3 separate regions of the Homo sapiens genome follow, and regions 1 and 2 are each linked to region 3. Evidence: chromatin loops called from intact Hi-C (ENCODE). Cell type or tissue: heart right ventricle. All regions are shown on one strand.

The links. A loop is a pair of places that touch in the nucleus more often than their neighbours do. Peaks named below come from ENCODE experiments on the same cell type or tissue, not always from the same donor. Only the 100,000 strongest peaks of a DNase experiment are listed, where the experiment ranks them.
Region 1: it touches region 3 in a loop (11-fold over the local background); 4 of 110 quality-filtered maps call a loop at or near these places.
Region 2: it touches region 3 in a loop (17-fold over the local background); 18 of 110 quality-filtered maps call a loop at or near these places.

What each region holds. Positions count from the first base shown.
Region 1 is chr13:57,794,211-57,802,210 of GRCh38, reverse strand. No RefSeq gene overlaps it. Among named protein-coding and RNA genes, the nearest start is that of PCDH17, 170 kb to the right of the region's middle. In heart right ventricle, no CTCF peak of the experiment used is centred here; no DNase peak of the experiment used is centred here.
Region 2 is chr13:59,316,627-59,324,626 of GRCh38, reverse strand. No RefSeq gene overlaps it. Among named protein-coding and RNA genes, the nearest start is that of DIAPH3-AS1, 690 kb to the left of the region's middle. In heart right ventricle, CTCF peaks have their summits at 5,896 and 6,095 (motif pointing right); a DNase peak (open chromatin) is centred at 6,096; H3K27ac peaks cover 2,562 bases.
Region 3 is chr13:57,628,801-57,636,800 of GRCh38, reverse strand. It overlaps PCDH17 (protocadherin 17), which reads right to left and starts at 5,057. Exons shown (of 4, transcript NM_001040429.3): 1 at 1,690-5,057. The coding sequence starts at 4,254. RefSeq lists enhancers at 3,871-4,550, 6,509-7,094. In heart right ventricle, CTCF peaks have their summits at 2,095, 2,984, 3,189 (motif pointing left) and 7,071; DNase peaks (open chromatin) are centred at 3,170, 4,910, 4,920, 6,770 and 5 weaker places; H3K4me3 peaks cover 7,593 bases; H3K27ac peaks cover 6,595 bases; H3K27me3 peaks cover 4,615 bases.

The sequences.
Region 1 (8,000 bases), 170 kb before region 3:
AGACAAGAAAATCTAAAAAACTAAAATGGCCTAAGGGACAAAAAGTCTAACATATGCTTGATTTGGGAAGCACCAAAAGAGAGAGAAATAACATGGTAGAAAAAAACATAAGATGAAACAATGGTTTACAATTTTCCAAAAATTTGGTGAGAAAACAATCACTTGTCTCTTCCTGAAACTAAATCAGAATAAATACAAAGCAAACTGCATTAAGGCATATCATAGCAAAAATACTGAAAATCAAAAGCAAAGAAAGAACAATATATATAAGAAGAATATATAAGAAGAATATATTTCAGAAGAAATAACTATATATATAAAGGATAATTATATTAATTATGACAAACTTACCAGAAACAATAGAAGCCAAAAGATAAAAATACATATCTATGGTATTTAAACACTAAAAAAAAGAGTACTCAGAAATCTATGTGTTATGTAAACACACATCAAAAAGATTGTGTAATAGACATTTTTAGAGAACGAACAGAGGTATTTTATTGTCAGAAACCTGCACTACAAAAGATACTAATGTCCTTAGTCTAAGACAAATGACAACAGATCACATCTCAAGTCTATCAAAGGAAGAGACAAAACAAAAAAATAGAAATGTGGATAAATATTGAAGACTATTTTGTTTCATTCATAATTTTCTTAAATGATAAATATCTGTTTAGAACAAAAAATAGTATCATTATAAGGTGGTTATAACATATCTAGAAGGTTTCCACATTTGTGATGTGATATATAAAGACTGAAATAGGTAATGGTGCAATATTAAACCTGATAGACTGTGATAAGTTAAGAATGCATATTTTAATTCCCAGAGCAACTGTTAAAAAGTATTAAAATGAAATGTCGAAAAACTCTGTAACCAGGCTGCAATATGGCAGTGTTATTTATTATTGCCATGTATTTTTATACTAATTTTCAATCCTCGGGTTATACAATGTGTGCATTTAGATTATTTATATCGGTAATTAATTGATAGATAATCGGTGATAGAAAGATTAAATAGATAGAGGAATCCAGATATGGCATAGTGAGTAAGAGCTTGAACTCTAGAGCAGGACATTCCAGGTTCAAATTCATCACTACCATTTATTCCTTATGTGAGCTTGCAGAAGTTACCTGTACTCTCTTTTTCTTAGTTTCTTCATACATAAAATGGAGCCAGTAATGTACCTCCCTTATAAGTTTTATTATTAAAGATTATACAAATTAATTCATGTAAATTCTTATAACAGCACCTGGCACACAGTAAGCACCCAGTAAATATCAAGGTTTTTTGTTTGTTTGTTTGTTTATTTTAAGGGAAATTAAAGACAATTTTACTTGACTTAAAACTCACGGTTTGCTAACTTGGTCTTAATTTTCTAAAATCATTATACCACGTAAACATTTTTAAACATTATACATTTCAGAGTTCATATATCTCAGGGTGACTGAAGCTTTTCTGCATGGCTGAAGGTAATAGAGAACCTGGTTCTCCCAAGTCCTGCCTCAATCAAGGCAGCTTTCATGTACTACAAAAATGCATGGTCATGTGGATAGTTATTACAGGGTCTTTCTCATTGAATAAACATTCCTTGGATAAACAGATACTATTGATAAAATATTTGGATGTTTTAAGAAAATACGTCATTCATAATTTTGGACAACGATGTATACTAAAAGGAGTAGAGTTTCACATAGTGACCTTTGCCCTGTGTGGGCCTACGTGTTGACATATTTGTGAGCATTATATACACCCCAGAAGAATAAACGGAAGGAAAAAAAAATCAAACACGCTGTATTAAGAACCAGGAAAAGTATATACTTTTCCTTAAGTTGAACTTACTTAAGACAGATTACAAGCATCAAAGCACCATAGGTATTTTGTATAAATGTGATTAATGAATGATTAAGTGAATACTGTTTTTACCACTTCATTTTAAAATTTAAGATAGAAATAAGAAACAACTAAAAGTAACTAAGCATTTTACATTTATTGTATTGAATGACTATAGTAAATGCATTGCATAGGAACATGAAGACAGTAAGACAATTTTTGCACTACCTATACGAAATGCGAAAAAAAGGAGTATCAGGGAAAGAAAATTGCATGCAAAATCTATGAATCTAAAAATGATTTCAGAGCTTGCAATGTAAAAGAAAAATATGATAAGAAAAGGAAAGGTGACAAATGTAAGGAAGGCTGCAGAAGATGTTAAGATAAATAATAAGACGTTTTTCAAACATGAAAGGAACAAAAGGTCAGCGACAGAGAGAGTAGAGTTTCTCACAGATGGCCAGAGCAATTTACTGACTGAAAAGACAGGCACCGCTAAAACAAAAATCAAATGAGTTCATTGCCTTTCTATTCTCACAGAGGGCTTAGGGAACAGAATCAGAAATAGACATAAGTCTCAGAGGAATAAGAAAAAAATACCAAAGGATGACTGTGCTGTGCTGAACAAGTGCCTAAAAATAAGATTAGTAATTTTTTTAAATGTGAACTAAAAATTACTTACATCTTTAACATATATTATTTTATAATTCTTAAATGGAAATCTATAAGGAGTTTTCTAAGGAAAAGTGAAGCAGATTTCTATCAGCCCCCTTTCCCAATGTAGTGACATAAGTGACTGAAATTGGGACAGTCATCGGACAAATAGGCTCTCCACCTGGAATCCGTTTCCCAGTAAGAAAAACAGCATTTGTAAAGAGCTTTTGTAGGCTTCTCAAAATCTATATCAACCACATGAAGGGACAGTCATCAGGTGGTGGATCCTTTCTCTGAGTTATTGCTTCTGTTACACAGAAGGAAGTGACACTAGGAAAAAAGTCTGCTTATATAGAAAAGCCTACACTAAAAAGAAAAATGTTTTTTTTAAATAAAATAGACTTCACAGCATCACTGCCATAATAATACTAGAATAAATGTATCTTGTGATATCAGGATACTTTTTCCCACTGCTAAGTTTCTTGAACTGAATATTGACCGTACACATAGTCCTTAATGTTAAATACTGGAGAAGTGGCTTTAAGTTTCACCTGATGGAGAGTGAGGTAGACAGATAAAATTTCACTAATATTATTTTGAGAACAAGTAACACAAAATAAGTAAACAGGATGGGGGAGATCAGCCTTGTAAGAGGTTAATATAGATGATAAGGTTAGACAAACATTACATATTAGTATGAATTTTAAATTTCTTTAACAAGCCTGGCCTCATGAATAGTCATGTCCAGATGTGAGCTGTCTAGATGAACTGTCTTAATTCTGGAACCTGTTCTACTTATTCCTTGGCCTGAAAATGAGATTCCCTCCAAAATTACAGACAGCTTTAACAGCGTCTTGTAGCACAAACCAAGTAAGGTTTTGAAAGAAAGAGTATCCAAGAGAAAAATCAAAGAGTAGATTTCAAAAAGTGTTGAGAATCCAATCAGAGATATCAAAGAGATTATGCAAAAGAGAGAAATCCATCGAATCCATGGCATAGGATATAAGAAATTTTAGCCCCTTTTTTCTCCACACAGAAAACTCCAACCCAAAATATTGCATATAGCTCAATAGTCTTGTTGGTCTTAAATTAATCCATAGTAACTTTTTTTCTCTTCAAGGTTGAGGATAAGAGTGGAGTAGATCCTTGAGGTCCTTCTAGAGTAATGCTTCTGAAACAGCAGGACATTTGAGATTAAAATAAGGAGCTTAAATTTAGTAAGGGATAAAATTTTATACATGGTAAATGAAGCCCAGGTTTGCATGTATATATTTCTGTTACAGGATTTGGTGGTGGCATTATTTTTATAATAAAAGTTTTAAATATGATACTTTATAAAAAAGGATTACAAATTTAGGAACATAAAATAGTTTGAAATAAAACTGGTACAAAAATGAGATATATATTAATGGCATATCAGAAATAAAAGATGGAAGACAATAATTCTGAGGTCTTAGTCACTGAAGAAAGAAAAAGGAATAAGCCTGTCCCTGAATCACAAAGTGGAGAAAGTTCAATCATTAACCCACAATGTACTATTAGGTGAGAGGTTAAAATTTTATTGAGATATATAATGAAATTTGGATACTTGCTGATTATAGCAGCCAGCATTACTCTAACTAATAAAACAGAAAAGAGTAAATAAAAACTAAATAAAATCAAATTAATGATGACTGTAATTGTAAAGTACTTTCTCTTTTTAAAACTAAAATGAAAAAATAAAATGCTAGTTTTAAAATAAAGTTGACCAAAGAAATAAATATTTTTATTAAAAATATGCAGAAAACAATTATCTATTGCTTTGCATTTCACGACGTGTTAAGTTATGGCTAAAGGTATATTCAACAGAAAGTAATTACCTTGTAGTTGTTTTAATTTGTAAATAAAATAATTGTGTATATTAATTTGTCATTTAACTATGAAGAAAAAATATAGCAAGTTTAAGAAAAGGAGGAAAAAACTATGATGATAAATATAGAGATAAATTATAAAATTAAAATATTATATAAATTAAATTTATAAAATTATAAAATTAAATTTTAATTACAATTTTATATTTTATTTTATATTTGTTATTTTCTATATTTATAAAGTATATATTTTATATAATATATAATATAATAATATAATATGTAACAATATTTTATTGATATATTTTAATTTTATTTATATCTTTATATATAAATTATATATAATATATATTATATAGAATTTATATATTATATATTATATAGAATTTATATATTATATATTATATATATTATAATAATATATTATATATAGAATTTATATATTATATATTATATATTATATAATATATAATATATTATATATAAATTCTATATAATATATATTTTATATTATATATTTTAATTATAAAATTAAAAAGTATAAAATTAAAATAAATTATAAAATGTAAAATGCCCCAGAGCAAAATATTTTATATAAAAATGATTAAAATTATAGTTAGATAAGGAAATAGAGAAAGCACACAAAAATGAACAATGAGCAAAAAATACTAAAAACTTTTAGATGTGACTCTAGAAAATTTATACTAACATTTTTAAACCACAATAAAATATTTTTAAACCACAATAAAATAGACTATTTTCTGTTGAGAATAAATTTTAAAATTTACAGATGAAATACTGTAAAACCAAGAGATTATTAGTTATGAAAGATATAAATATGCTATAAAATAGAAAATTCTAGTTCCATGAAGTATTACATAAGATCTTTGTTAAATTTCCATTAATCTGCTAAGTTTTACTTTCTCTAAACTCAAAGGAAAAGCTACAAAGTTTCCAGTATATTTTATAAAGCTACTGTATGCAAAAACAGTGCAAAACAAAACAGACTAACTTCACTAATTTCACCAATATTCTCAATAAACTACACGCAAATCCAGCCAAAAGGTAAAAATTATAACCACAAAGAATTTATGTCAAGTGTTAATTTTATTCTAGAAAATATAGTCCTGTGATTCATCATGCCAGTAAGTCAAACGTGAAACAAAGCATATGGTCTTCTCCAGAAATGCCAAAAATGCATTTGATAAATTACAAAATCCATAATTCCTATTTAAAACTACAGCAAAAACAAATAGGTAGAAAACAGTTTTAATTAGTGACAGTAATTGGGTGTTACTACTGAAAAAAGAAAGAAAGGAAACAGGCAGAAGCTACAAGGTAGTCACTTCAACTTAGGGAAGATGCTCATTTCATTCAGGTAATTCCCTCCAGTCAATGGTCCTTTCTGAATCAATCTGTCTACAAAATGACACCAAAGCACCAATCCCTCTGAATTTTTTCTATTTTTTCCAAACTTCTTTTCAGTTTTTTTTAGTCAAAGATTTTACAATAAATAAACAAATAATCATATAAATAATTGGGTATTATGGATGAAAACAAAGGATGGAAAAATAACTTGAGCATATTTGAAAAGCATTAACACATTTAAATTGTAATAAATTCTTACCAGTCACTTTTTAAAAACTACAAAGTCCCAATAGATACTTGGCAAGACAATAGCCAATATTCATCTGAACAAATTGATTCATGATGAAGACAAGTAAAAACAATAAGAAATCATTTATGCCAAATAAAATTGATGTTTTAAAACTCACTTAAGTCTTTAAGCTGACAGTAAAATAGGCACTCTCATGCACTCTAATTGGGAGTGTAAATTAGTACAGCCTTTATGGAGAGCAACCTGGCAATGTTTAAAAAAACAGGAGATTTTGATCTGGTAATTTAATCTGTTTAAAATGTAACTTAAATATTCACCAATTATATTTATCACAGCATTACTTTCATATAAGCACAAGTTTGAATTTAAGTATTAATGATGGTAAAATGGCTAAAGGAGAGAAATTCTGTACAATCTTTTCAAAAGGATATTGCAGAGATATTAAAAATTATTATTTTGTAATATTTTTAGTGTCCCAAGAAAAAGCTAATGCTAAAATGTTAAATGAAAAAGACACAATATACAACCATATGTAAAGTACTAATACAGTAGATGTTTCAAATATATGCACTCACACACAGAGTAATAAGAGTACACACATCTATGCTAAAATTTTAATAGTGACTAATTATGTTTACTGTAATGTGGGATGATCTTTCTATTTATATCATGTGTATTTTCTAATTGTCTAAAATAACTTTTTAAATTTCTTTATAATTAGGAAAAAATTTAAAGTTGATTTTAGTAAAGTCTATAACCTTTGAGTCAGTAATTAGTCCTTTGAGATTTTGCTCAAAGAAATAATCCTGAAGGAAGAATACATGTGCATAAACATGTTCATTTAAATATTAACTTAAAAACAAATTTTACAATTTTTTACGTATTTGGTATTTAAATTTTTTAAAATTATTATAAATTCTTAACCCTGAAATTTCCAGCAAAGTATATCACGACAAAAATGATTTTTTTCCATAACATATTATGGAAAAATGTGAGTGGTAGATATGAATGTGACTTAATTACTTATACGAAGCTGAACAGCAATGTAAGTGTGGACACTGAGGTTTCCAGCACAGCTCTAATGACTCCATTTGGACAACTACTTGTATAAAGCAAAGTTTTTTCCACATTGTGGTAGCATCTTTCTTGTTTAGATCACTTTTCTTTTTTTCTTTTTCTTTTTTTTTTTTTTTTTTTTGAGACTGAGTCTAGCTCTGCCGCCCAGGCTGGAGTGCAGTGGCGCCATCTCGGCTCACTGCAAACTCCACCTCCCGGGTTCACGCCATTCTCCTGCCTCAGCCTCCCGAGTAGCTGGGACTATAGGCGCCTGCCACCACACCCGGCTAATTTTTTGTATTTTTAGTACAGACGGGGTTTCACTGTGTTAGCCAGGATGGTCTCCATCTCCTGACCTCGTGATCCACCCCCCTCGGCCTCCCAAAGTGCTGGCATTACAGGCATGAGCCACTGCGCCCGGCCATTTAGATCACTTTTATTTTGTCACTATCATCCAGAAGCTTTATTAGATGTGAGGAAATGAAAACTGGGCCCTCATCCAAGCCCTGTAATTAGAGATAAAAGAAAAACTAAAATTATTTACTTATTTTACTTCTAACCCTACGCTACTTAAAGACACTGCAAAAGAGTTTAAAAGAAAAATGTTCCACCTTGTGGAAATATCCAAAATCATGAATAAGAATCACATAAGAATTTCATAAACATAAGCTTGGTACCAGGAGTAGAGGTTGACTAGAAAATCTTCCTTTTAGTTGCACTTGTTACATCTTTCAAAGTACATGATTAGATTAAACTCCTTAAAGTCCCCACCTCTTATAATTGCATTGACTAATTTAGAATTCATCTCTGAATAAAAATTAAGGGTAGAAGCATTTTATATTCCAGAAGATATGGGTGAAATTGCAAAATCTTTGCCTATGTGTCTTCATCCATAGAATAAGACAACAGTAGTTCTCACGGTTTCTATTTTATAGAAAAAGATCCAAGATACGAGAACCCAACCCGTGCCAGACAAATAATAGTTTTCACT
Region 2 (8,000 bases), 1.7 Mb before region 3:
TATCCACTTTATTTATTTATTTATTTATTTATTTATTTATTTATATTTTTTGAGACAGAGTCTTGCTCTGTCACCAGGCTGGAGTGCCGTGGTGCAATCTCAGATCGCTGCAACCTCTGACTGCCTGGTTCAAGCAGTGCTCCTGCCTCAGCCTCCTGAGTAGCTGGGATTACAGGCATGCGCCAACACATCCAGCTAATTTTTGTGTTTTTAGTAGAGACGGTGTTTCACCATGTTGGCCAGGGTGGTCTCAATATCCTGACCTTGTGATCCACCCTCCTTGGCCTCCCAAAGTGCTGGGATTACAGGCCTGAGTCACCGCACCAGGCCACTTTATTTATTTTTATGATCTAGTATTAAGTTAACAAATTCACCAGTATTACATGTGAGAGATAAAAATTGTATTGGACAAAAGTTTTCATCTCCAACATAGCAGTTTTAATGAGATAATTCCTTGAGCAGAAAGGGCGTGACCATTTATCTATGCAGTTTTATCCACAAGGGACAGATAAATGAACACATTATGAAGGAACATCATGTTGTTGGGAAGGTCATTAAAGGTCCCTGGATAGTGGGGAGGAACAGAATAATGGACAGGTGGGGAAAGATCGCCAGTAGGCTTGTGCTATTGTGAACATGTTCAAAGTGGTAACAGATGAGAATTGAAGGACCGAGTCCTATATCAACTCTAAGATCATGGTTTTGTCATTTGTACCCATTATTTTGGCCAGAAATAAAATATGCTTTCAATGATACCAGCTCAGGTGAGGGGAAAAATATTAATAAGAGAAACAGAATACCAAGGCATTGGAATACCTGGAAGCTATAAGGGCAAGAGAAAATTATGATAGTTATAATCCTTCTATTTTTATAAGAAGCAATATAAATGCAATATCTGTTTGTCAACTAGACCTTCTTTCTTATATTATGAATGCATCTTTGAATAATGTCTCTAAATTGAGTGTGCTTATACCGTAGTGATACGATTTAGGTAATTGTCATAATCCTGAACATGTTTTGGTGCTTCTCAATTCCCATTTCTAACTGCTTCTTCTTTCTCTGGGACTCAAGAGATGCAAAATTTGAGGATGTGATTTTTGTAGCCAGTTGCCCCTATTAATGAGATTAATCTATATTAGATAGAAATTAAATATTAAATTAATCTATATTAGACAACTTAAATATTCTCTTTGAAGGCCCTAGTGTGATGTTTCCAAAGCAATGTTATGATTTATGTAAATCATATGCTATAAGAGTTTGAATAACTTAATACTCTACATTCAGAAAAAGTTTCACAAAATCATCACAGCAAAATGAAAATCTGAACTATTTAGAATTTTAGAAAGCCACCAGAAAGAATGTTCCTTACTCTTTCACAATATGTTTTCTAATATTATTGCCATGCATTAAGAAATAAAGCTTTCCTTACTCCTATTCTAATTTTCTCCTTTTGCCTCATAAGGCTATTTCTTTACTCATCAACTGCCATTATCTACTGATACATGCTTTAGCTATCATCCTAGCCCATGCTATTTAGTTCCATCAGACTCTGTGGTATATTCCTTGGGAACTGAAAGGCAGGACAGCCTACGAAAGCCCTGCAACTAGACCGCTAGAGTTCAAAATCCTGATTGTGGGAACTTATGGGCAAAACTGCTTACCAATTCTAGATCTCAGTTTCTCATGGAGTTAGTATATAGCTCTTAAGATGGTTTAAGTACCAAATGGGAGTTTATAGGTGAAAAATACAGGACACTGCCTGGTATATAGTAAGTTCTTGATACAATTAGCAAATATTTTTCCTATCTTTTTATTCTAAGATAATTTATTTTTGATAAAGTAGAGATTCTTTGACTCCTGGAGTCTATAATTTCAAGCTCAATTTCCCCAGATTTTTGTTTGTTTGTTTTTCCGTTTTGCTCTTTTAGTGATCTGACTGGGTATCCTATTGTATAGACCGGAAAATAGCTATAAATATTTGAAGGTTTCTTTAGCCATGTACTCATTAATCCACTTTTGAAAGATCGAGTATACTTATTCTTTTAAGTATATCCGGCAACTGATATCCCAGACATACCATTGCTTGTCTATATGCTAGAGATTGTTCTTTATCTTTAATGTAAATCATGATAGGAAACAACTGGCATCCATGTGTTGCTGGTCCTGTTGCTGCCTAATGAAAGCAGCCGCTTCTTTTGAGACCTTGTTCCCTTTATGCATCTTTATTTCCTCCCTTACTTGGCTTTGCTTTTAGGCTGAACGTCAACTGACTTCTCTTGATCTCTGAAAGCAAGTCTGATTTTCTAAGACTTGTGCTTGATAGTTTCTTTTGTCCATCTAGCTATCTTCTATCGACATGTACTTATTTATTTATTTTTCTTTGTGCTTGTTTTTTTGTTCTCCTGTAAACTCTGTGTAACTTTCTGTGTAATGATTGTGGCCCAAAGTGCTGCACTTTTCCAACTTTGGCCTAACCAATAGGGTTAAGAAATGCTGCTGCTGAAAAATTACCTTGCTTGTTTTTCATGATATGTCTATGAATGCAATCCGATATAGCATTTGCCTTTTGGTGACAGTGTTACACTGCTGAATCATATTCAATTTTTCATCCATTATTTCTTCCCTGGTGAATCACAGTACATTTGTCTTTATTAGCCCTCACAGTATTGACTTCCGCCCTTTCCTTCTTCTATTGATATCATACCACATTTTAATCATATCTTCCAAATTGGATTCTTGTGTCTTAACATAAAAAATGTCCAAGTGGGAAAAAGTTTGTAATCAATTTCAGCAAGCTGCATTCTGTTTCGTTATGTCATAAAGTACTGGGTATACAGGATCTTGGGGAACAGTGGGAAGCACTCAATCAATGATTGACATTAATTTTCTTTTGCCTTGAAGAGGGCTTTGTAGATATATTAATAAATTACCAGTGGCAATTGGCTTAGGTGAATTTACCATGGAGAACAAAATGAAGATTTTATGCTTACAAAACTCTATAGAATGGGCAGAATTGGACTTATCATCAACCAACATTTATTGAATGTTTACTATATTTAGGGCGTCATTTTAGAAGTGATTTTGAATAGAAACGTTTTCTTTTTGTGAAAATGTAAACACATATCCTCAGATTATATAAGTATAATAGGGGTCATTTTGATATTTATTTTCAGCCAGTTAAATATTACAACTATGCAACACTTATAGAATGCCACACTTTTTTCAAAATATAAGCACAATAATGTTATATTTCATACCTCAAACTATTTTCCTTTAGTTGGTATATTTTAGAAAATAATTCCTTTCCCAGTTCTTATGAAATAATTGACTATTTGTAACTTGGCCACTAGAAACTTTCAAAACTTAGTCTTGTATGAAACAACTTCATTTTAAAAAATTAACAGAACATTAAATAACTGAGTAGGCTCCAAATTACCAGCTAGAAGTTTACATCTCAATAGAAACAAAACATTAGAAAGTTTCATGACAGAACTGCTACAAAGAATGATTAATTGGATCAGATTTCTTTGACATATGACTTTGCTTTCCTTATGGCTTCATTTATTTGTAGCCTCTAAAGGGGTGTTTCAGTCATGGTAGCTATAGGCAATTCATTATTTCTTTTAAGAAAAAAATCAAAATGACAACCCTTTATTTTTAAACGATCAACTGCATCGTCCTTGCTATTTTTAATGATAGCTATTTGTTGAAAGTGACTGTAAAAGCTGGCATAACCTAAAAAGAATATTGGTTGTATCTCTTCCAGCTGTGAAGATTTTTCAAATAGAAAAAGCCTAATTTAATTTGGTTCTCTATTTTTTATATTTAAATTCACAACAGAACTCTGCAATAGTCTCAGGCGGGCTCAATCGAGGTGCACTAGTTTGATGCATCATTGTAAAATTCTGACACCATCTCACAGGGCTGCTGCGGTGACAGTGTTCACAGACAGAAAACATGAAGGCGAAAGTCTCTGCCTGTTTCTTTTGAGTGTAATTTACAGTGCAACTTAAACTCTGGACCTGTTTAATGGTCCTAACAGCGGAGTTTCTAGGCCAACGACTAAATCAGCTGCAGTGCTCCGCATTCACGGACAAGCCTTATGATTTACAAAATTTAATAAGCTGAGCCCTCATGACATTTCCCCCCAAGATTCTGCTTTTATAATCGCTGCCACAAAGGTTGTCAAAGGAGCATATACCCATTGGCATAATGAAACCTTACTGTCTTTTTTTTTTTTTTTTTGCACAAAAGCATATAAATATACTCCTACTATTGTTAATTCATTAACAGTGAATAAATTCTAGAGCATTCTTCTTGCCAGATCTGATAATACATTAGTGACTTTTTTGCATTGCTTTATGGAAGTGATATTTCTTGGGTAGTATTTTTGTGAGTGTCTGCCAAACAGAGTACAGACAAAGGTCAGATGACTTAACAGTTTCTCATCTGTACCCTGATGCTTTGTCAAGGTTTGCCATATGTCAGAATTCCTTGTCACAACGTGAAAGTTTATCTTTTCTACTGAGGGAACATACAGTGTCTGGTTTGGGTTTCTTTGTCTTCATTTGCTTTGAAAGGTACAACTATTTAGCAGCTTTGCCGAAGAGGCTATCATTCTATCAGCCTGGGTTGTGCTGCTTTGTTATATCAGATGGCTCTTTGAGGCCAAATTTGGTTTTCGAATAGGAAAACAAAAGTACTTGGATGATTCTGTTTCATTAAAATAGGCACTACTCTAGCCATGCTTTGGTGGCCTCTGGTACCTTGGCTTGCCCATTGCGTGATGTTGCTAAGTGAGAAGCCTGCAAAAATCACAGCCTAATCTACCTGGAATACCTGGCTTGGTTAATAGTCGTTTGGTAGCTGACATATCTAGTGGTACCATTTGCTATTAAATAAAATTATAATATTCATCAAACAGGAATTAGAAGTTACCCTGAGGCTACTCTTTTGAAGGCATGTTATTTCTGTTGAGATTGTATACAAAAAATAATGGATCTTCCATTGTTTTAGGCATATTCTCCCTTCCTTTTAAAGACACATTTCCTGAAACCAAAATAGGCACATACTCCAAATCTTCAAATCAAATTGTCTTCTGTGTCCTGTTTCCTGTCTCCCATTGTTCTTGTCTCTTTTATTTCTCCCAAAGTCTTGTTTTCCCCTATTACGCAACTCAGGTTCATGCAGATTAGTTCTGCAGCCTTTTTCCCCCCATTCAGCTCAATCCTGGGGGAATAGTATCCTTATTAAAAATGTACACATTTTGCTGCGTTTGAGAAGATTGGCTTAAATACAATGATAAACGTGAGAAAAATAGATACATTCTATTATGATAACCTGACTGCTCTATTTTCTTTTCACTACGGGGAGTTTTCATGGGTGCGTGGCAAAACAAATTGCAATCACCTGGGTATTTTCCACTCTGGTTCTGTCATTCTGAATGATAAATGTATTTATTCTTTAGCTGAGAATTAATATATCTGTACATCTCTATATATATACATATATATCTTTCCATATGCATAGGCAGATGATAAGCAACAACTAAGGAGAACAAGTTGAAAATTTTTTTTATAAGATCAATGAAAAAAATGTTTTATGTTCACATTGAAACGTTTAAGGCCTGGGGTAAGACAGCTTTTAAGGTCAACCAGAAAGGAAGATTTTCTTGTTGTAAGCATCTATCAACAGTCCTTGGAGGCGCAGTCAGCACTAGCATAATTTAATATGCCTTCTCCGTGAAAAGAATGCCTCTTTGACATCATGCCACAACTTGTACTTCAACTGAAGATTTTCAGGTGGTCTATGTTTTGCTGCATTGATTTCCTTTTATCATTTTAGTCAGTTTCAAATCCCTTTTTTTCTTATGTGTTCTAGAAACAAGGAAAATAAAGACTCATACAAAATATGTATTCCTCTGGCATTCTCTTTCCACACTGAAAACAAGCAATAGTTGCTGCCCTGCAGATGGTTAAGCAGCCCCATTCTAGGACCTGCTGAAGCTGCAGGTTGATTGTGGCTAGACTGTGGCATGGTTCCTTGGAAATTCAGGCTTGACAAGCAGAGCTGACAAAGGACAAATTGTATAGTGTCTTTTACCAGCAGGGGCCGCTGCAGAGCAATAATGGTTGGGATGCTTCTTTAGTTTGTTCTTTGGAAACAGAACATATAAGAATGTTAATTCTGTTGAGGCAAGAGATTTGGGGGAAGGGAAAATAACAGGAGGTGATGAATACAGTTGAAATCAGTCAGACAAATAAAGTAAGCTTTTAAAAAGTTTTGCCAGAACCATATGTCGAAATAATGCAGATTTTTTACCTGCATTTTACGTGTTCCTTCTGCACATGTGTATGTAAAGCAACATATAAAATTACTGGAAAAAGAAGAATGAAGCAACATCAGAGGAGTTCAGGATTTGTACATGGCAAATCTAACTTTTTTTAAAAAACTTCGAAAATCATAAACATTTTTGGAAATATGACTAGAACTATAACAGTGAAGACTGCAGAAAAATGACTCCCTGTTCACCCTCACCACTCTTCACCCAAGACAAACCACATACCTTGAATATATTGCAGTAAACTTTTTTCCTGGGAAGGTCTCTCTTCAGAAAAATAAATCAAACATTTGTATACTTTTCACATTGTTTGTTTTTAAAGACAGTTTTCTGTGGATTGCGGTGTTTTAAAGATATATGGAGGTTGCACAGATGGATAACACAGTTATATGTTTACCAAAGAAAGTTATCTGGAATATATGGACTTATGCTGGTATGTAATTTTGGAAGGGGGAAAATTAAGCTAGGTTTTCTTAAGAGTGAGGTTTTCCTTCTGTGTTTGGAATATTGAGAGTTGTGAATATAAAGATATTGCCCTGAAATATCTTTTTCCCCAAAATTTCAAAGCTGAGTGAAGGTACAGGAAAGAAAACACCAGGATGCTGTCTGTTGACCATATATCATATAATGTTGGGGAACAGTTGGTCCCCTAATTTAATTCTGTATGTAATCCAGAATAGCCTTATTTATTTAAATAGATCTGGCCTTTTCAGCAATTGCAGTAAATTCTCTTGTTTTAGTAATTAAAAAGTAAAGGGAAAGTGTACAGATAATTAAGAAGCTGGAGCACCTGTTGGCAGAATCCCATGGGAAAATACTGGCTGTAATAGAAATGTATTTGCTCTATCCAGCAGTTCAGGAATATCAGCTAAAATGTCATGCTAAATGAAAGAAAGGAAATGGAAGAAACTGTTGAGTTTAGCTTTATATAAATACAGCAAACACTTATGTATGCATTGGATTTTCTGATACCTAATTTAAACTAGTATTGATCAGAATTCTTTTAAAATTAATCTGGTACCTTGAAAGTGGTCCAGAAAGTTATTATGAAATGATATGTTATCATTCCTTCCAGGTATGAACAGGGATTAGCTGAAAAACCAGCTGAAAGCTAATGCATGAGTAAATCAGGTTATAAAATTGATACTATCTCTGAAAGTCTTCAAAGATTCAGGTCATTTCGACGAAAACTTATTTAGCATCTACTAAGTGCCAAATACTATGTTAGGAATTAGCAATCATTAGAAGAATAAGACAATGTTGCTATCCTAACGGAACTTAGAGACTGTGGAAAGGATCTCAGTGTATTTCAAAACAGTGAGAAGAGTGCTATGAAAGAAATATTCCCATAGAGCCACAGAAGTTCAGGGGTGTGTGTGTGTGTGTGTGTGTGTGTGTGTGTTGAATACTTAGACTGGGAGTGAAGACAGGCTTTTCAGTGGAGATGGTGCTTGCATTGATTTTTAAGGATTAATAGCCATTAACTAAGGAAATATAACTTGAAATTATCCTAAAGGGATTATCTTAGGTGTTCTACCACCTCGATTTTTAAAAACCATTTCATATATGAAATTCTATCTTATTTTCCAGAACCTTTGAATTAAATCTCTCTAAGGACAGCCTGACACTTCAAAGAATAGGATTTAATCATTCAACAAAT
Region 3 (8,000 bases):
AAGAAAGGTATTTAACATATGTGTATTTATAAAATGACTGTAGCAAATCTTTAAATATGTGTTTTAATATTTCCTTCTAAATACGTATTGATTATCATAAATACCAGTTTTACACAGTCACAGAAATACTTTCATAGAAACCACATTTTTTTAAAGTGGAGAATTTCTTTTTCAGTTTTATATAGACCTTAAAAAATTATGATTACTGATGTATAGTAAACACTATTAGAAGTGAGATTTAATACTACAATTGATATTTTAATATTTAGTAGTGTCAAGTGTGAGATTGTTTTACAAGGACATTATACTATTATAGGAAAATATATTTTGCTAAGTATTAGTATTTGGTATACTTATTATGTTAGAAAGAATAAGATTATGAAATATTACTGCTCCATTTTAACAATAAAAACATTATTGAGTCCAGTGTCATCAAAAGTTATTTGCTTTTCAAAGCATAACATTATGAACAAATTATTTCCACTTGCCCCAAACTAATCTTCCTCTTGCGGTGTCACTTTCAGTTAAGCTCAATTTTGAATTCCACATACTGCTCATCCAGAGTAATTTGTTGCAACATACAATTATAATAAGCAAGAATGAAGTTTTTCTGTGACACAACTCAATAGTAGGTAAAAGAAACAAGACAATGACTAGACATGGTATAGTCACCTGCTGCTGTTAGAATCTATGTCCAAGCTGGGTCAGTCATTTAGTTTTGTGGTATTATCAATAACTTTGAAGCATACTATCTTATATATATTAAATATCACTTAGATATACTTAATATACACACTATGCAAACTAAATGCATCATGAATTCATTTTGGCACATCAAGTGCCTTCAGTGTAACTTTGCCTCCTTTTTTCAGTAGCGCAAAATGAGCCTCTGGTCCTCTGCTGTATTCCTTTCATTCCTCAGTGACTCCAAGAAACAGATCACGGTAACCACAGGACAAAACAAATACAAACTTTTCATAGATAGTTACTAGTCATTATGCAGAGCCTGCATGTATTCAAACTTTTCAAAGTGCTTCAGAGTATAACTCACATTTGAAAAGCTTAAGCTGTATTAATGCATTATGCTGCAGTTTTACCATAATGTAATGATGAAGAATAAGTGAGATTCATGTTCTTTAAAGCACCTTTAAAATATAAAGCTGACTTTTTAAGGATGAAAAGTTAGTTCAAATTGAATGAACTCTGAAATTCTGACTGGTTGTTATTCTGTACTTAAAGAAGTTAACTTCTTAATAGTTGGGTATAAGTTCCTTTCATTTTTGGCATCATTTAAAAAAACAGAATAAAAATATTTTCAAGACAATTAACTAAAACATTTTTTTCTGCTCTGGGAATTCCTTTTTATGAAAAGAAATGTAAACCAACAAATAAAAGTAAGTAAAATAAGCTATTATTATTGAACACTGCTAACATTTTTAAACCTATAAAAATAAATTTTAAAATGAAACAGTAAGATATTTACGTTTGGTAGAGTTTAGACTATTTACATGGGAGGGGTTATATGTAGAATATGATGTATACACAGTGTCAAAAGTGTAAACCGTTTTCATTTAATTATTTTTCCCCCTCACTGCTGCTGGCAGAGTGGCTTGCCCTGTTCCAAAGGTTTCAGGACAGCTCCAAAACCAGCAATAAAGTGAACTCCCAGTTATGCTAAAAGTCTCCTACCTGAATTATGGACATCCGAGTGGCAGGGGTCTCGCTTGCATTAGTCCCTTGTCCGGTGAAGCTGGTGTGGCAGCCCGCGTGCCCCTGAGGGACAGTCAGGTTGTTGGAGGCCGGTTTGAGATACATCACCTCCGACCGGGGCGAGCTGAGGGGCAGGCGGGTCTGGTAGTCGAAGTACATGGGGGAGGTGGCCAGGGAGGGGCTGCTCACCACGTTCATGACGTTCATGGCGTTCCTCTCCTCCACTTCGCTCTGCACCAGCATGATATCATTTTTGTTGATCTTCTTCTTCTTGCCCTTGCCCCCACCCAGCTGCGGGTGGCTGTACTCGGCGATGCGGCAGTTGTAAGTGCGGATCTCCTTGTTCTCGCGCTTGCACTTGACGGCGATGGTGATCATGGCCGCTAGGAGGATGATGGAGATAGTGCTCAGAGTCACGATGAGCGGCAGCGACATGTCCCAGTGGTGCTGCTCGCCATTCACCCGTGGTACCCCCTCGGGAAGGGATCCGCTCACCGAGCGGATGATGAGCTTGGCCACTGCGGACAGGGTAGGCTTGCCGTGGTCGGTCACCTTCACCACCAGCTCCACCACGGGCGTCACGTCCTCCCAGAAAGGGTGCAGCGTGCGGATCTCGCCGCTGGACGGGTCGATCTCAAACAGGTGGTCGTCGTTGCCGTCCACGATCTCGTAGGTGAGACGCCCGCTCTCGCCGAAGTCGCTGTCTAGGGCGCGCACAGTGCTCACCAGATAGCCCAGGCCAGCGTTGCGCGGCACCTGCAGCTCCGCGGTGTCGTTCTGCAGCGTGGGGAGCACGATCACTGGCGCGTTGTCATTCACGTCTAGCACTGTCACCCTCACCGTGGCGTTGCTCTCCAAGTGCGCGGGCGCCCCCGAGTCCTTAGCAAGCACCTTGAACTCAAAAGCCTTGGTCTGCTCGAAGTTAAAGGAGCGCAGGGCGTAGATGGCCCCGTTCGTGGGATTCACAGACACATAGGTGTAGATAGACACGTCGCCGATGTGCGAGGGCAGGATAGAGTAGGATACGGTGCCGTTCTGGCCCAGGTCGGGATCCTGGGCGAGCACAGAGCCCAGGTACTCTCCCGGGATGTTGTTCTCGTGCACCTGAAGCACGTAGAGCCCTTTGGTGAACCGAGGCGGGTTGTCGTTCTCGTCTAGAATCTTGATCGCGAACGACTTGGTGGAGTTGAGGGGAGGAGAGCCCCCGTCCCGCGCCACGATGGTCACGTTGTACTCGTCTTGTGTCTCGCGGTCCAGCGGGCGGTCAGTCACCACCGTGTAGAAGTTGTCGTAGTTCTCCTCAAGCTTGAAGGGGACGGAACCCCCGGGCCCGCCCAGGCCCCCGCCGCCGCCCGTCCCTCCTCCGCCTAGGACCCGACACTGCAGCTGTCCGTTCTTGCCAGAGTCCCGGTCAGTGACCCGCACCAGGGCGATGACGGTGCCGGGAGGGGCGGCCTCGCTCAGCGCCCCCTGGCGCACGGAGACGAAACCGATGGACGGCGCATTGTCGTTGCGGTCGATGAGCTTGACCGTGACTTTGCAGTGGGCTGGGATAGGGTTAGGCCCCAGGTCTCGGGCCTGCACGTCAATCTCCAGCATCCCGTTTTCCTCATAGTCCAGATTGCCCTTCACACGGATTAGGCCGGTCTTGGGGTCGATGGAGAAGAGCTCCCGCACGCGGTCAGGCACGTAGCTGCTGAAAGAGTAGAGCACTTCACCATTGGGACCTTCATCGGCGTCGGTGGCGTTCAGATCGATGACCACTGTACCCAGCGGAGCGTTCTCGGGCAGTTCCACCAAGTAGGATGGCGCCTCGAAGACCGGGCTGTTGTCGTTGGAGTCAATCACCTTCACGTTGATCTGTACGGTGGCGGAACGTGGAGGCTCGCCACCGTCCAGGGCAGTCAGCACGAGCGTATGGTGATTCTGTTGCTCGCGGTCCAGAGCCTTCTGGATGACCAGTTCTGGGAACTTGGTGCCGTCGCCGCGGGACTTAACGTCCAGTCCAAAGAGGCCGTGATCGTCGCGCGTGAGCAGGTAGGTGCGGAGCCCATTCTCGCCGGCGTCGGGGTCATGTGCGCTGGTGAGGGGGAAGCGGGTGCCCGGAGCAGCGTTCTCCGAGATGTCCATTTCGATCTGGTCCGAGGAGAAGGAGGGCGCGTTGTCGTTGATGTCCTGGATCTCTACCTTGATCATGCAGATCTCCTTGTCGTTGGCGAACACCTCGAGGGACAGCTGGCACTTGGCATTGTGGCGGCACAGGGACTCGCGGTCGATGCGCTGCTTGGTGTAGAGGAGCCCGCTGTCTGCGTCCACGTCCAGCAGGTGCGGTGCGGAGTTCTCCAGCACCCGGTAGCTACCCGACTTGCTGCGCCCTCCGCCGCCGCGCTCTGCAGGCGGAAGCCCAGGCTGCAGTCGAGCATCCCTGCCGATGTTCCCGATCACCGTGCCGGCCCCTTGCTCCTCCGGCACGGAGTAGTTGAGGTTCTTGAGAGTGAGGGCAGGGGCCCATAGAAGAAAGCAGCAACAGATGGAAAGGTACATCCCAGACCTGTAAGGTGGGGGCAGGAGCAATCGGACTGGAGGAGCCAGAGAGGGAGTGCGCGCCAGCCTGGGGCCCTGGCGCAGCGTGCGCGCGCGACGCGAGCCACAAGTCTATGGGTCCTTTTTTCCCTCTGCACCCGAGCTGCGGCACCCGGTGGTCTCTCCTTATTCTGCTCAAGTTCCCTGAACCTGTTGATCTACAGCATCCGCACTGGGTGAGAAGCTGCGGTGCAGCAGAGCTGCAGGGGCTTGGAGCAAGGCGGTGGCTTCCTGCGGCTGGGGGTGAGCCAGGGGTTTCGTCTCTCCCGCCCGGACTTCGGGAGGCTCAAACTTGAGCGATGAGGCAGGCGATAAGAAGGAAATCTCGTCTGGGAGAGATGATAATGAGCTAAAGAATCAGTAGGTTTTCCTCGCTCCCGCTAGGGTGCTGCAAATCTACTCCCGCCCGGAGACTCCGGAATACTCTTCACATCGAGTGGGGGAGGGAGCAGGGAGGTGTGTCTCTAGGCAGATCCGAAAGTGAAATTCTTACTTGCTGCTCGCCTCCCGTGATGAAATTGATGGGGATGAAGAGCAACGAAGACAGAGTCACAGATATATTTTGAAGCTTCCCCAGCGCACCGTGAAATGTCTGCTTGCTGCGCGGGCCGGTCTGTTTTCAGGCAGTGTTTTGCTGCATTTAGAGATCTAATCTTGCATTGCTGGCTGAGGCAGCGGCGGCGGCGGACTGCATCTACCAGCCAAGCGTATTTTTTTTTTCCTCTCTCTCCTTTCCGAGCAGCCAAAGGGAGGGGAGGAAATGCAGCGTAAAGAACTAGTGTCCCGATTTGTAGTTTCCTCTCCCCACCAGGCTCCTCCCTCTCTTCCTCGGAAAAGGCTCTCCCCCGAAATCAAGAAAGCCACAGCCTGATCAGCATTTGCTGTGTGAGTCTATTGGGAGGGGGGAAGTAGAGAGATAAATCTTCGCCTCTGTTCGTAGAACACACTCTCTGATTTCTCTACGCCAAGCCAGTAGCCTCCGCTACCATCCCATCCTCTCCCCGCGAGCAAGGACTTCTCTCCAAGCAGTTTAATTCCAGTTTGCTTTTCTTCCCAGGCGAAGGGAAATCAACAGGCAACTCATGGTTGGACGTGCACATTTAAAGGAGGAGGGGGGAGGCCGAATAAAAAGGAAGGGGGAGCCTCCCTCCCAGTCCTTGCACACACACTCTCCCTGTCTCTCGCTAGAAGGGAAACAGTCTCTGCATTCACAGGGCTGGGCTGTCAAGTGCCTCTTTTCTTTCTATTCAGCATCTCCTTCCAATAGCCCTGCCTCCCAGTCCTCTTCATCTAGAAAAGAAAACCTTGGCGAGGAATAAAAGTGATGAATATTTGAAGCAAATAAAGTACGTGTTTTTTTTTTTCCTTCAATTTTCTCTTATAGTAGGAGGAGTGGGCTGGATGAAAGCAACACATCAAGGTTTGGCGTGATGCATTCTGCAGTCTCTCTTTCAGTTTTTCTGGGCGACTCAGGGAGGGCAGGGGGTGCAGAGCTGCGGCCGCGGCGGTCCAGCCAGGGGCTCCTACCCCGGGGAGCTCCCTCCGAGGGGATGTTAGACACAGGTCTGTCTACACATTATTTCGGGTTCTGGAGGCGCCTCGACATACGGGAATGACACATCCAGAAATGCAGGTGTTCCGATCTGCCGGATGAGTCAGAAGCAGCGGAACGAATCGTATTCACTCTCGCCTCATGGTCCTCCCTTCACAGACATTAGTTGCGGCTTCTTCCTAACGCTTTCTCTGACTCAGTCTATAGAAAGAAAAACCAGATTCATGTTTTTGGGGAAAAAGAAAATGCAAGAGAAAAGGATGGAGGGAAGAAGGTGAAGCTGAATCTAGCAGCACTTTTACTCTACCTCTTTCTGCCGGAGTCCGAGGTTCTGGAAAACAAGGCGTCTGCTTTGCTAGGTGTATTGGTTTATTTATTTTGTTTATTTTTTTTAAACCTTTCCTCTTGGTTAGGCGAGAGGTACCCCGAAATTTTTCAGAGTCTTGGAAAAGGAAAAACAAAATCAGGTTTCCAGTAATTGTTCCCAGCTTAGCCTCGCATCATAGTTCAAGATTTTCCTCTCAATTTTTTCTATTCACAAAGTCCAACATCGATGTGTACAGTTAATTGTGCAGTCTGTTGTGGAGGTTTTTTTTTTTTTTAATTCCTCCTTTTCTGTCACGGGTGGTCTCTTTCAGTCTGGTGTCTGCCGGGATCACCCCACAGTCTGAGAAAGATATGCGGATTTCAAAGCAAATAAATCCATCTCCGCAAGCAAAGCAGCGGATGAAAGGAAAGGTGAAAATTCAATTCAACAGTTGGAGTAGCGTCTCCCCAGCCGCCTTCCGCCGCTGCCGCATCCGCCGGGCTCGCGATCCCTGCTCTCTCCCCAGCGTCTCTTGCTGACTGACTCTATTCACCTCACGCCGCCGCTTAAACATTGATACTGATTCCCTGTCAGCCAATCCGAGCGAGGAGCAAGGCCCTGCCTTCTCGGCCCGCGTCCAATGGGAGGCGGAGAAGAGGATGGCGGGGGCGGGGCCAGGAGCCCCGGCTCTTCGGAGTCATTGATTAGATCAGTTAGATGGGGAACCAGTCCGGCTAGCGGAGCCCAGCGCTCCGCCAAAGCGGACGCGCCCCAGGATTCGCCACCAGGTCTCCCGGGCCTTTAACCACCGGGAGTAGCTCTTCCAGCGCCTTCCTTCGGAAAAGAGAATTTACAAAAAAAAGTTTAACAGCGATTTAATTTTTTTGTGGTCCTACATACACGGAATCGGGAATCGCAGTATGCTTGCAGAATAACGTAGCTGCGGTCTGCCTAAAGGGTTTCTCTACACACACTCTCACACACGCACGCACACACGCCCTCGCCGCACACACGCCCATGCCAAGGGAAGCGCAGCCCTGACTCCGCGTGGACCCATCTGAATGAGGTGCGGAGGAGTGTACGTGGGTGTGTGTGAATGCGCTTCCACGGGCTGAGATGTGTATTTCGGTGAGTGTGTGTGAATTCGAGGGCGCTCGTGAGCCCGTTTCTGCCCGCGCTGGTACGAACATGCCGCGAGCAACAGCAATCAATATGTAACTTTCTTCATCCTCTGAGAAAAATCAGCTGTCCTCAGGCACCTATGCAAGGAAAGTCACTTAATTATGAAAGTGTTTCAGAAGAAAAGCAGACTCCCGTTGAAAGAGAGGCTATGTCTCTTAAGAGAAATAGAGCCTCTCCTTTAAGGAGAAAGGCTCACTGTCAATACAAGCTTTGTAAACTCAAATCCGGCTAAATACTACTTAAGGTTCTACCCCTTTTGGTCATCCTTCCTCACCATCTCAGCCCAGGTTCAAGGTAAAGTGGATACCCACCCCCCAACCCCCGACACACACACACACACACACACACACACACACACTAGTTTCGGTGTTTTGTTCACCTCCATTCTTGTTATTAAAGTGTCACATTGCAATTTGATTTTTTCTCCTTAAGATCAAATAGCCATTGATAACCGCATTTGCTAAAGATCCATGAAAACAAAAGTATAAAACACGAAGGCCAATCATTAGGAGATCTAAGATTTCTGTTTTGTAAGCCATAACACACACACACATATATACACACACACACACACCACCACCACACACCACATACACAAGCACACATACACAGGCCGACTTCTGATTCATCTATTTATTCTCCAACTTCATTTACTAATCTCAGAGA